2 separate regions of the Homo sapiens genome follow, and region 1 is linked to region 2. The links are chromatin contacts, found by Hi-C or POLR2A ChIA-PET in ENCODE. All regions are on one chromosome and are shown on one strand. Each heading gives the region's core, a stretch centred on a gene start or an enhancer-like site at or near the end of the contact. The rest is flanking DNA. Distances are from core to core; before and after follow the strand shown. Region 1 holds the start of GNAI2 (G protein subunit alpha i2). Region 2 holds the start of GMPPB (GDP-mannose pyrophosphorylase B).

Region 1 (5,382 bases), core at 1,255-3,754, 510 kb after region 2:
TCAGAGCAGTGGTGGACATGGGACATCATATCCTATGTCTCAGGACAGGAGGGGGGCCTGAGGGAGTCATTGGAGGACTTCCAGGCCAATGACCCCTCAACAAGAGAGACATTCAGATAGGGATATGCAGACACTCCAGGGAGAACAGCCAGCCTGGGGATTGGGAGCTGGAACAAAATGTGTAACAAGGTTCTTTTTTTTTTTTTTTTTTTTTGAGACGGAGTCCTGCTCTGTTGCCCAGGGTAGAGTGCAGTGGTGTGATCTCAGCTCACTGCAATCTCCAGTTCCCAGGTTCAAGTGATTCTCCTGTTTCAGCCTCCTGAGTAACCAGGATTACAGGCACGTGCCACCACGCCCAGCTGATTTTTTTTTTTTTTTTTTTTTTGAGACGGAGTCTTGCTCTGTCACCCAGGGTGGAGTGCAGAGACAGAATCTCAGCTCACTGCAAGCTCCGCCTCCTGGGTTCACACCATTCTCCTGCCTCAGCCTCCTGAGTAGCTGGTACTACAGGCGCCCGCCACCACGCCGGCTAATTTTTTGTATTTTTAGTACAAAATACACCGTGTTAGCCAGGATGGTCTCCATCTCCTGACCTCGTGATCTGCCGCCTCGGCCTCCCAGTACTGGGATTACAGGCGTGAGCCACCGTGCCCGGTCTTTTTTTTTTTTTTTGAAATGGAGTTTCACTCTTGCCCAGGCTAGAGTGCAATGGCATGATCTCAGCTCACTGCAACCTCCGCCTCCTGGGTTCAAGTGATTCTCCTGCCTCAGTCTCCCAAGTAGCTGGGATTACATGTGCCCACCACCACACCCCGCTAATTTTTTGTATTTTAGTAGAGACAGGGTTTCTCCATGTTGGTCAGGCTGGTCTCGAACTCCTGACCTCAAGAGATCTGCCTGCTTCAGCCTCCCAGAGTTGCTGGGATTATAGGCATGAGCAACCATGCCCAGCCAAAATGTGTACCAAGGTTCTAAGGAAGGGGTTTATGCTAAACACCGGGCTGTTGGTGGCAAGCACCCTGTCTTGCTTCAGGGGCCTTCCCTTTGGGCTGGGGCCTCCTAGCCTCATGGCACTGGGGTCACACAAAATGCCTTCGTGGTTAATTTTTGGCAGACCCTTCAAATGTCCAATCGAGGGTGGGGCTCTGGGCTGCTCCTGGAGCACAGGATCAGAAAGACTTGAAATGTTCAGCTAGAAACACTGCTGCTTCCACCCCACCTTTGCCTGGCCATAGGGTTGCAGCCATTGCCCAGTGGGGACAGGCCACAGGAGGGTGGGATGTGGGATCATGGCCACCTCCAGACGTGGACAGGCCATGGAAGAGACAGGTCATAAGATCATGGCCACTTTTGTTTCTAGAAGTCCAGTGGCAACTTCTTCCTCTTTCTTCCCTCCCAACCCCCTCACCCTGCCTGCCCGCCCTCCTCTCTTCCTCCCTCTCCACCCTCTCATCCTCTCTCCCTTTCTCCCTTGGGTCCTGATTGCCTGGTCCCAGATTGGAGTCCAGGATGGCTGCCTGCCGAAGAATGCCTCCCGGTAGATTGGGGAAGGATGGATATGAGAAGCCACCCAGCTAAAGGAGACAGCCTAGGCAAAGGTGTAAAGATGGAAACCAATTTTTTTTTTTTTTTTTGAGACGGAGTCTTGCTCTGTCGCCCAAGCTGGAGTGCAATGAATGGCGCGATCTCGGCTCACTGCAACCTCCGCCACCCGGGTTGAAGCAGTTCTCCCGCCTCAGCCTCCTGAGCAGGTGGGATTACAGGCGCCCACGACCACGCCCGGGTAATTTTTGTATTTTTAGTAGAGATGGGGTTTCACCATGTTGGCCAGGCTGGTCTAGAACTCCTGACCTCAAGTGATCTGCCCGCCTCGGCCTCCTAAAGTGCTGGGATTACTGGCGTGAGCCACTGCGCCCGGCCTTTTTTTTTCCTTTTTCGACTAGCTGCAACCCAGAGGGAGAAGGCGGTAAACCCGCCTTAAGACTGAGAAAACCGCAGTCCAGAAAGGCTCCCGAGTTCGTAGATCCCAAAACAAGTTTACTGGACTCATTAACTTTAACAAATGACAAAGACACGCCTCCTCCACCTAACTCGCCCAACTCGCAGAAGCTCAGAGGGCTGGTTCCTGCTCTGCCCTCGAGGGCACCGGATCCCCACCCTCGGGTTAACAGATCCGCCCTCCCGGCTGTCCAGCAACAGAGCTCCCGGCGCTCCGCACCCAATCACAGCCCGGTCCCGCCTGCAGCCCGCCCAGTGCCGGGTCCCGGGGTTTGGAACCACCCCTATTGCCTTTTCTCCGCGTGGCCCCGCCTGCAGCCCAGGCCCGAGCCTGGGCTGCGCCTAACTTCCCCCTTCGCTCCGCCCTCGAGCCAATCAACAGCCTCTAATCTCCTCTGGCCCCGCCTGCAAGCCCGCCCCGGCCCAGTCACAGGCTTGGTTCGCCCAGGCCCCACCCCCGGCCCGCCCCGCCGTCGGTGCGCGGCGGTAGGGAAGGCGCCTCCCGCAGTCGCTCGGAACTGCCGACCCGAGTGCTTCCCGCAGAGGGCTGGTGGTGGGAGCGGAGTGGGTCGGGCGGGGCCGAGCCGGGCCGTGGGCCGTGTGGGGGCCGGGCGGCGGCCGGGCCGGCGGACGGCGGGATGGGCTGCACCGTGAGCGCCGAGGACAAGGCGGCGGCCGAGCGCTCTAAGATGATCGACAAGAACCTGCGGGAGGACGGAGAGAAGGCGGCGCGGGAGGTGAAGTTGCTGCTGTTGGGTGAGGCCGCGTCCCGCACTGGGATCCTTGATTCCCAGCTCGAATCCCCAGACAAGGACTTTGACCTCCCAGACTAGGGCTTCAAACTCCCAGACCCGGGCTGTCTGGGACCCCACACCTGGGCCAGGACCAGGGTTGAAAACTCTAGATTGGACTAGACCTTTGATCCTGCCCAGACTCTAGACCAGACCCCTGTCTCATCCCAGACCCCAGACCTCCAAATCCAGTCAACAGTGCCCCAACACCCGCGGTCCAGTGCCCTGCTTGGCCATCCCCCCTTGCTAACTAGCTTCACAGAACTTCAGAGCCCCGCCATCCTTCCCTACACTTTGCCCAAACCCCCAGGATGCCCGCCACTTGTTCCCCAACCCTCAGGCTCCGCTTGTTTTCCTCACCTGCGCCTTTTATTCCTATTGGGCATGAGCATCCCGCGGGGCCCCTGCCAGGCCCCCCACCCACTCCCTCCTTCTCCTTCTGTGCCCCATCCCTAGTCTGGAATCTGTATCCTCCACCTGTGCACTCTGACCCAAGGAACCTCTCGAGTGGGAAACTGCTCTTGAGCCCCATCTCCAGCTGGAACCCCTTCAGCGAGCCCTGCTCCCTGCTTCCTGCCCTCCAGATCCTTCTCTGCAGGCATCACTCCCGAAACCCTCTGCTGATCCTCCCCTAAGTCCTCTTACACTCTGGCCTTCCCCAGATCCCTCCACCCTTCCTGCACCAAGTGGGCTGGGCTAGGAGGCGGGAGCCCTGGGTTGGAGAGGGCCTAGGCTGCCTTATGCAGAACCCCCACGGGGCTGGATTGAGGCTCCACTGGTCACGCTGGGGGAGGGGGCCAGGCCTCAGGCTTCCCAAGGAGGCTCTATGTTTTCCAGTTTCGAAGGCCAGTCTGGGAAGTAGGAGAGAGAGTGGAGGAGTTAGGGTTGTGGCCGCCTCCAAGGCCAGAAAAGATGGTGGCTGCTAGAGGAGTGGGGGGAAGTGGAAGTGGTGAGACAGCCGACATATTGCTGCCCCTGCGGGTGAGCCCAGGAGATCTGCTAGTAGGTGCTGGGCTGCCCACACCCCTTCTGGGCTGCAAGGCCTGGGATGTAGCCTCTGAGAGTTGGGGGGCTTGTTGGATCTTGGGACCCTGTGAAGGGGGATGGTGGACTAGCTGAATGAGGAGTTGAGGGGCCAGCTGGGGGTGGGCCAGGGTGCCTCTGAGCATCCCAGCTGGCCTTTTGCAAAGACGGTGGGCCTACTGGCTGTCCCCATCCAGCTTCCCACTGGAAGTAGGTGTGGTGCCCAGTGGCAGTCTAATTTTGATTTGGGGGTTTTAGAGTTGGGGGGAGGGAGGCCCTTGCAACAGCGCAGCACCGTTGTAGGCTGAGAAGTGCATGGGGGGGTGTGGCCCCTCGACTTCAGAACTGTCATAGGGCTCCCAGGCTGTGAAAAGCAGGGCTTTTCGTGCTGGACCTGTGGCCGAGGAACAGCATGTATGTCCATTATGGGCCATCTGTTGACTGTCCCTGCGGACCCGGCCTCCGGGGCACAGCCTTGGAGGTTTCAAAATGGCATCCGCTTCGCTGCTGCCTCAGGGAGGAAGAGAAGGGGCGGGAAGGGGCGGCGGCCCAGCCTCCTGGGCTGCTTTGCGTTGGGCGCTTGCCTCTTCCTGTCTCTGCTGTGAGTGCGGCAGCGGCAGTGAGTGGGTGTCGACGCGGCGGAATGCCCGTCGCTGCTGCTGCTGCTGCCCGACGGGCCTGGGGAGGGCACTTCCGGTACCGCTGCCTCCCAGTGCCCAGCCAGGAGTCTCTAGACAGCCTCTCCCCAGGCGATTGCAGTTACTGTGGTGGCCGAGGAAATGCAAGACTGGACCATAGAGCTGGGGGAACGCAGGGCTTCTGGCTAGTTTTGTGTCCCGACACCAGAAGGGTCCCCCATCCCACCAGGCCTGCTCCTTGGAGCCCAGCTCACCTTTTGGGCTAAGGCAAGTGAGACCTGGTAACTCCTCCCACACTGGGCTGGCAGCAGCCAGGGGTGCAGGGTCTGGCTTAGCACTTTCTAGCCTGGGAAGTTCACCCTGGGGTCCTGGCCTTCTGGCCTTTGCTTACTCTGTGAAATGGGCTTCCTGGGTTTTGGCCAAAGGAGTGCCCCAGGTCAGGATGGGGAGGGAGAACAAGAGCCTCCTGGTGGTTCTTGTTGGGGATGTAGGTTGGGAGTAAAGACCCTGCAGTGTGCTGCAAAGGGCTCTGACCAAGCTCTGCTTGATATTGATGACCCAGTCTGCCATGGCTGCCTGGGGAGGGATCCTGGCTTGAGCCATGCCTTTCCCATCCAGGTGCAAGGTGGTGATGGGAGCCCAGCTGTGGTAAGTTCAGAGTTCTGGGCGCCTGTCCCATGTAGCGGGAGACTTTGTCCAGGCAACGGGACTCAGGTTGGGCAACTGCCAGCCTTCCCTCCCAGCCAGAACCACGCCTGCTGCCCCGCCCGCACACCGCCTCCCTCCCATCTTGGGTAGCCCTGCCAGCAGGCAGGCACAGTCCTTGTCACCAGGGCAGAGGCTGATGTGGTACACACAGGCAAGAGAGTATTTCCTGGCAACTTTGTAGGGGGAGCAGATACCAGTCCTATTCTAGGGATGCTCCCCACTCC
Region 2 (5,331 bases), core at 75-2,574:
ATGTACATGCCTGCGTTGATCTTATTGGACACAAACACCTGTGGCTTCTCCACGAACCGGTGAATGCGGCCTGTGTCAGCCTCACACACCACCACACCGTACTTGGAGGGTTCCTCCACCTTGGTCACCTGAATGCAAGGAAGGGGACCTCGGACCTAGTCCAGTGTTCCTAAGCCTTGATACACATGCCGTTCCAGATCTCAAGAGACTCTGCCCCAAGTGCTTAAAGATACATACTGCACAGCTCTGTATCCATAACATCCGAAGGCAGATGAAGGCTAGGGGGCATGGGAGGCTGGGCATGGAGGGTGAAAGTGTCAAGAGAGAGAAGACCTGGCGCCTTACCAGGATGGAGCCCTCCTGGCCATGGTGCCGGTGGAACTGCACCATGGCTTGGAAGGGGAAATCGCAGATCACGTCACTGTTGAGGACGAAGAAAGGGTCTGCAGTCTCAGAGAGTAGGTCACGGGCCAGCGCCAGGGGCCCAGCTGGGGGAAGGGGACAGGTCACCACCTTGCTGGAGGTCTGAGTCCCTGGATTCAGGCTCAGCAGGCCCACTCCAGGCTGGGTCTTACCCTTTTCCTGGCCTTAAACCCTCCCCCAAGGGACCTTTCTGCCTCTACTGACCTGTCCCCAAAGGCTCCTCTTCATGGGACATGGAGATTCGGATTCCCAGCTGGAAGGAAGAGGCCCCCCCAGTCAGGTTCTACCAGGATGGGAAGTTGGGCGGGGACCGAGAATAAGGGCCAAGAGTCTGTGCCTCACCCTCTGCTCCTGTGCCTTCATTTCCTTCTCCAGCACCTGCGACATGTAGCTCACGGCCAGGATCACGTGGTCCACGCCTGCCTGTCAGAACGCAGGCCGACGGGCGGGCTCAGTCAGAAGGTACGGGAGCCCCTGACCCCTAGTCGCTGGCCATCCCTAGTCCCGCCAGATCCGAACGCGACTCTGATCCCGACCCAGGGTCTTACCGCGGCTAGCGCCTCCACTTGGTGCAGCAAGATGGGCTTATTGCAGAAGTCCACCAGTGGCTTCGGGGTGCTCAGCGTCAGCGGCCGTAGCCGCGTCCCATAGCCCCCCACTAAGATCAGTGCCTTCATCGCGCCTGCGGACGTTGAGGGGGTGTCCCGGGCTCTGAGGTGCCTGCAGCCCGCCTGGCCGGTCCCTGCCGCGCACTCCCAACGCCGTGCCCGGCCCCGCGCCCTTCACCAACCCGCCTGACAGACTCTGGCTCCACCTCGTCCGCCCGGTCGCCCTGACGCCGGATCCAGGGCCGCCACAACACAGAACGCGACACCGGGTAGACGGCTGCTGGCCCCGAACTCAGGCCGGACCCGGCGCGGGCAGTGACGCGACCACCGCGGGCCAATCGGCTGCCGCGTACGTGGCACGGCCGCCGGCGTCGGAACGTTGGAGCGCAGCGCTGCGACAGACGTAGCCAATGAGCGCCCGAGTACGCCGGGCTGCCATGGAGACCCGGGCCGGGACCCGCGGGTCAGCTGGCCATTGGCGGATCCAAAGGCGGAACTGGCGCCAAGGGCGAGGCCTTGTTCCCTGCTTCGCCGCGGTCCAGCAGCCGCCGGCCCCGCCCCACGGCCCCGGCCTCGCCCCGAGGGTGACCAGGGAAGGCTCCCGGGCCACGGGATTTTCACAAAGACAGACTCGCCTCCGTTTCTAGCGGCTTTATTTTTGACATACACGACCTCAGACACAAGCGGGGCGGGCAGCGCTAGGTGTACAGAAAGGAGCGGGCTCGGACCGAGCACCCCCTCCCCCGCACGCAAGGTCCAAAGCAAACGCAACTGCGGCGGGAGCCACCGGCGCAGGCCTCGGGCGGTGGAGACAGGCTTAGCTTCCAGGAAAGAGCAGCAGAGAGCGATTCCCAGAACGCGAGGGCTTACAGTTCCCCGAGAAGCAAAAGAACCAGGTCCTTCCCAGGGTTCTCCATTATTTTTTCCTCATTAAAATATATTTTAAGTCAGCACAAACATAACCAAATTGTACAGCTTTAAAGTTCAAAGCAGTCTGCATCTAGGGAACGTGCATGTGGTCAGGAGTGAGCGCGTGAGCAGCGGCTACGTAACTAGCACAGGTGCCAGGCCCCTTGATGGGAATCCCCATGCTCACTGCACAGGCCCAGAGAGGGAGGGGTGGGGTCCCTGGCAAGTTGCTACACTGGTCCCCTTCCTCTTTTAAGCACCACCCGTCCCACCCCACCCTCAGGGGCTGGTGTCAGCTTGGCCCAGGGAAGCACTATAGAGAGGGCTCACCTGAGCACCCCAACCCATGATCCCATGTTGCACTTTGTTCCCAAGTTGGGGCTAAGAAGGCTGGGCCTGGCAGGGACAGGGCTCTCTGGCATGGGGCAGGGAGAAAGCAGTGGCAGACAGTATGCACACACACTTGCCCACTACCATTAAATAACAGGGCTGGGTCTCCAGGTGTCCAAAGTGCTGAAAAGAGGGGCCCTGCTCTAAGGGAGCAGCAGCAAATCCCAGGCCTTCCCACTCTTTGTAGTGCCAGGAAAATACTGAATGTAAGTGGGTGCAGCTTTGCTCGCTGTGAGGAGCAGCAGAATGCGGCAGCCTCTCCTCCCAGAATCGAGGAATCTGGGAGGCACAGGACATCCCCAAAAGGTCCCAAACAGTTCCAGACCCTATGTCTTACCCTCCACCCTACCAGGGAATGACTATCTACACTAATGAAGGGCTACTGCCCCCATGGCTGAAGCCACAGAATGGTACAGGAGAGAAGACTGTAATTTGTGACCAGAAACAGGCAAGCTGTCCCTCCCAGCCCCAAAGAATGGGAACCTGCCCACCAGTGGCACCAGGGCTGGGGGCTAGGAGAGATGGCATCCATCAAGGAGCCCTTAAGAGGCTGCATCTTTAAGGACCAGGAAATGAGTCCATCAGTTACCAAGGCTTCTCACAGCTGGCAGGCTTACCTTTAAAGCCAAACAGGCACTTGCCTAAAGTGACAATGAACAGTGTGGCCCTAGGCTCAAAGGAGAGGGTGCTAACCTTGGCAATGGCTGAAATCGGTGTCACCTCCTGGCCATCTGTTAGAAGCAGCAGATCTGTGCCATTAAGGGCTGGCAGCCAAAATGACTAAAACCATGAGAAAGGAAGGGTCACTCCTCAAGCCCTCACTGCCCCACTCTAAGGGTTGAGGGCCATATTCTAGGCCCACAGAAATGGTGCTGGGTCAACAGGGAAACACCAATTTATTCTGCTATCAGGTCTTTATAAAAAGGCAACACCTGTGGAGGAAGGGCATGGGGCAAAAGCTCACCTCAGAAGTGGAAGTGTTCTGCTGAGGAAAGCATGAAGGAATGAGTATATACTAATGAACAAGGCTACACCCCAGGGGAAGGATCCCAAGGGACGGGCTGGCAGCCGGACACATGGACAAACTGATGGACCCAGGACTGATCAGACAAAGCTCTCATTAGCAGAATGTGGGCACCTGCACCCAGGGCCCATACCACGTCCCTGTGAGCAAAAAAGCTTAAAGTTCTCCCTCCAGGCCCAGGGCCAAGAGCGCCTCACAAAGGGCTGCTGCCTTGAACTTGGCCTGGGGAAATGAGACCCTGAGCGGACCACAGCCCTTGAGCCCTGGGAGGAGCAGCCCATCCAGCAGCAGCACAGCTGCCGAAACTTGAGGAAGAAGACTCCCACCCATAGCACAAGAACTGCAAATACTGTCTGGGCCAGAGCCACCAGAGGCCCTGAGGCCTGCTAGGACACCGACTATCCCCCACTTCAGTGGGGTGGGAGGGAGTGGCCTTCTTAGGCAAGGGAACTTGGTGAGAGAGGCTGTTTCAGGAATAGGACAGGTGCCAACCTGTCACGTGCCAACAGGTGCCTGGGGAACCCAGGCGCCGCCCTCTGCCATAAGTTGGCCTCAGCCCAGCTTCATTAATCTAGCCCCATGCTAAGGTCAGACCGAAGGATGGGTCCAGCTTTGTGCAGTCAGCCCTGTGGTGCCCTGAGGGCACCTATTAAAGAGCTAGCTGACACCCACAGCATAAGACTGGAAAGCCCCCAAGAAATGGGCACCCAGAGCCCTCTACTTCTGGGGAACAAGGGAAGAGTGGGCGTGGAGGGGCCCTGCACCAGCCCAGGGCTTTACCTTACAATCAGCAGGGCCCTGCAGCCACAGATCTCAAAGATCTAGACAAGAGAAACCAATGTCCAAGGGCACCCTGTCCCTGCTGCCAAGCCCACCAGGGGCACCTCTTCCTTCCTAAGGCAGCCTGGACACACCAGTCAGAGCCACAAAGCTGAGGAGCCTGGCTGAGAGGGCGTGTGGTCTGCCCTCCTTCACTTTATATATATGGATTCCAGGCTACAGCTAAAAACATTTCTTTTAGTTTACACCAAAGAGAAATATAACCCTTTAAAAGCAAGTCTGTGTGTCCTCACGGCAAGTTCAGAACAATGGTCCCTGCCTGCAGTGGAGAGGAAGGGGTTCTGGGGGCCCAGAACAGGGCCTACTGGTTCTCGTCCCGCATCTGTTCCATGATGCTGATGAGGTTCTCCAGGCCAAACACGTAGCCTCTGTCTGGCCCATCATGCACGGTGGGGTCATCCCGGAAGCCCTTGAATGTGCTGTGTGCAAAGTCAATCATGCGGACATCCACCTTGGGCTGAGAGGAGGGACCCGCCTCGGGGCTGGTGTTGCTGGGGCTGGTGCTGGGGCCACAGGATGACGCCACCTCAGGGAGCACCATGTCCAGGTGCTTGAGACGCATCTCAGACCGGCGGTCCAGGCAGGACTCAGCCCGGCACTCCTTGCCATCATAGATGACAAGCAGGGAACTGGAGTAGAAGCGGTAAGAGGCCTGCCGCTCCAGCACAGCTTTCAGGCCCCGCAGTTTGCTCAGGATAGGCTCAAACAGGTCACGTCGCAGGTCCAGGCCATTGTGCAGATATTGATAGAGGGCATTGCGGAAGCCTTCAATGGAGAGCCCACGGCCATAGTACTTGTTCCTGCAGAGGTAATGCCCTGTGTCCAGCTGGTACACCTGAAACCCCAGGAGGCAGACAGGGTGAGTGCCAGGGAAGTCTGAAGAGCTCACAGTGCCCTGGGCAAACACTGTCTGGAAGGGACTTTGACCAACCTGAGCTTTTCTGCTCACCTATCTAAGTGGAACCAGGCAGGCCACATTCACCCTGGGTTTTCCCATTGCAGAACCAAGAGAAAGCAATACCAGGCCTATGGGTTCCCTGCCCCCAGCTTTGGAGCCCTCCTCCAACATCGGAACATCTTGTTGACAGGCAAGAGTCTTATTTGTCCCAATGTCGAGGCAGCAGACTCTCACAGTGG

The links. A loop is a pair of places that touch in the nucleus more often than their neighbours do. ChIA-PET counts read pairs that join two places held with the same protein, here RNA polymerase II (POLR2A). Pooled maps may share reads with other maps.
Region 1: a loop to region 2 is called in a pooled map, with 5 times the contacts of the local background. The contact joins the promoter of GNAI2 here to the promoter of GMPPB in region 2. A Hi-C loop is called at or near these places in 3 of 37 single-sample maps with no recorded cell type and 11 of 50 pooled maps. POLR2A ChIA-PET finds 5 or more read pairs at or near these places in 2 of 52 experiments (PC-3 and activated T-cell).

The regions. Positions count from the first base shown.
Region 1 is chr3:50,233,700-50,239,081 of GRCh38, forward strand. It overlaps GNAI2 (G protein subunit alpha i2), which reads left to right and starts at 2,505. Exons shown (of 9, transcript NM_002070.4): 1 at 2,505-2,754. The coding sequence starts at 2,637. RefSeq lists enhancers at 1,162-1,772, 1,773-2,383, 4,238-4,317, 4,826-5,382 and a silencer at 2,253-2,712.
Region 2 is chr3:49,722,627-49,727,957 of GRCh38, forward strand. GMPPB (GDP-mannose pyrophosphorylase B) reads right to left here and starts at 1,325. Exons shown (of 9, transcript NM_021971.4): 1 at 972-1,325; 2 at 766-846; 3 at 628-676; 4 at 346-488; 5 at 1-128. The coding sequence starts at 1,100. IP6K1 (inositol hexakisphosphate kinase 1) reads right to left here. Exons shown (of 6, transcript NM_153273.4): 6 at 1,668-5,029. The coding sequence ends at 4,496. RefSeq lists an enhancer at 629-728 and a silencer at 1,369-1,818.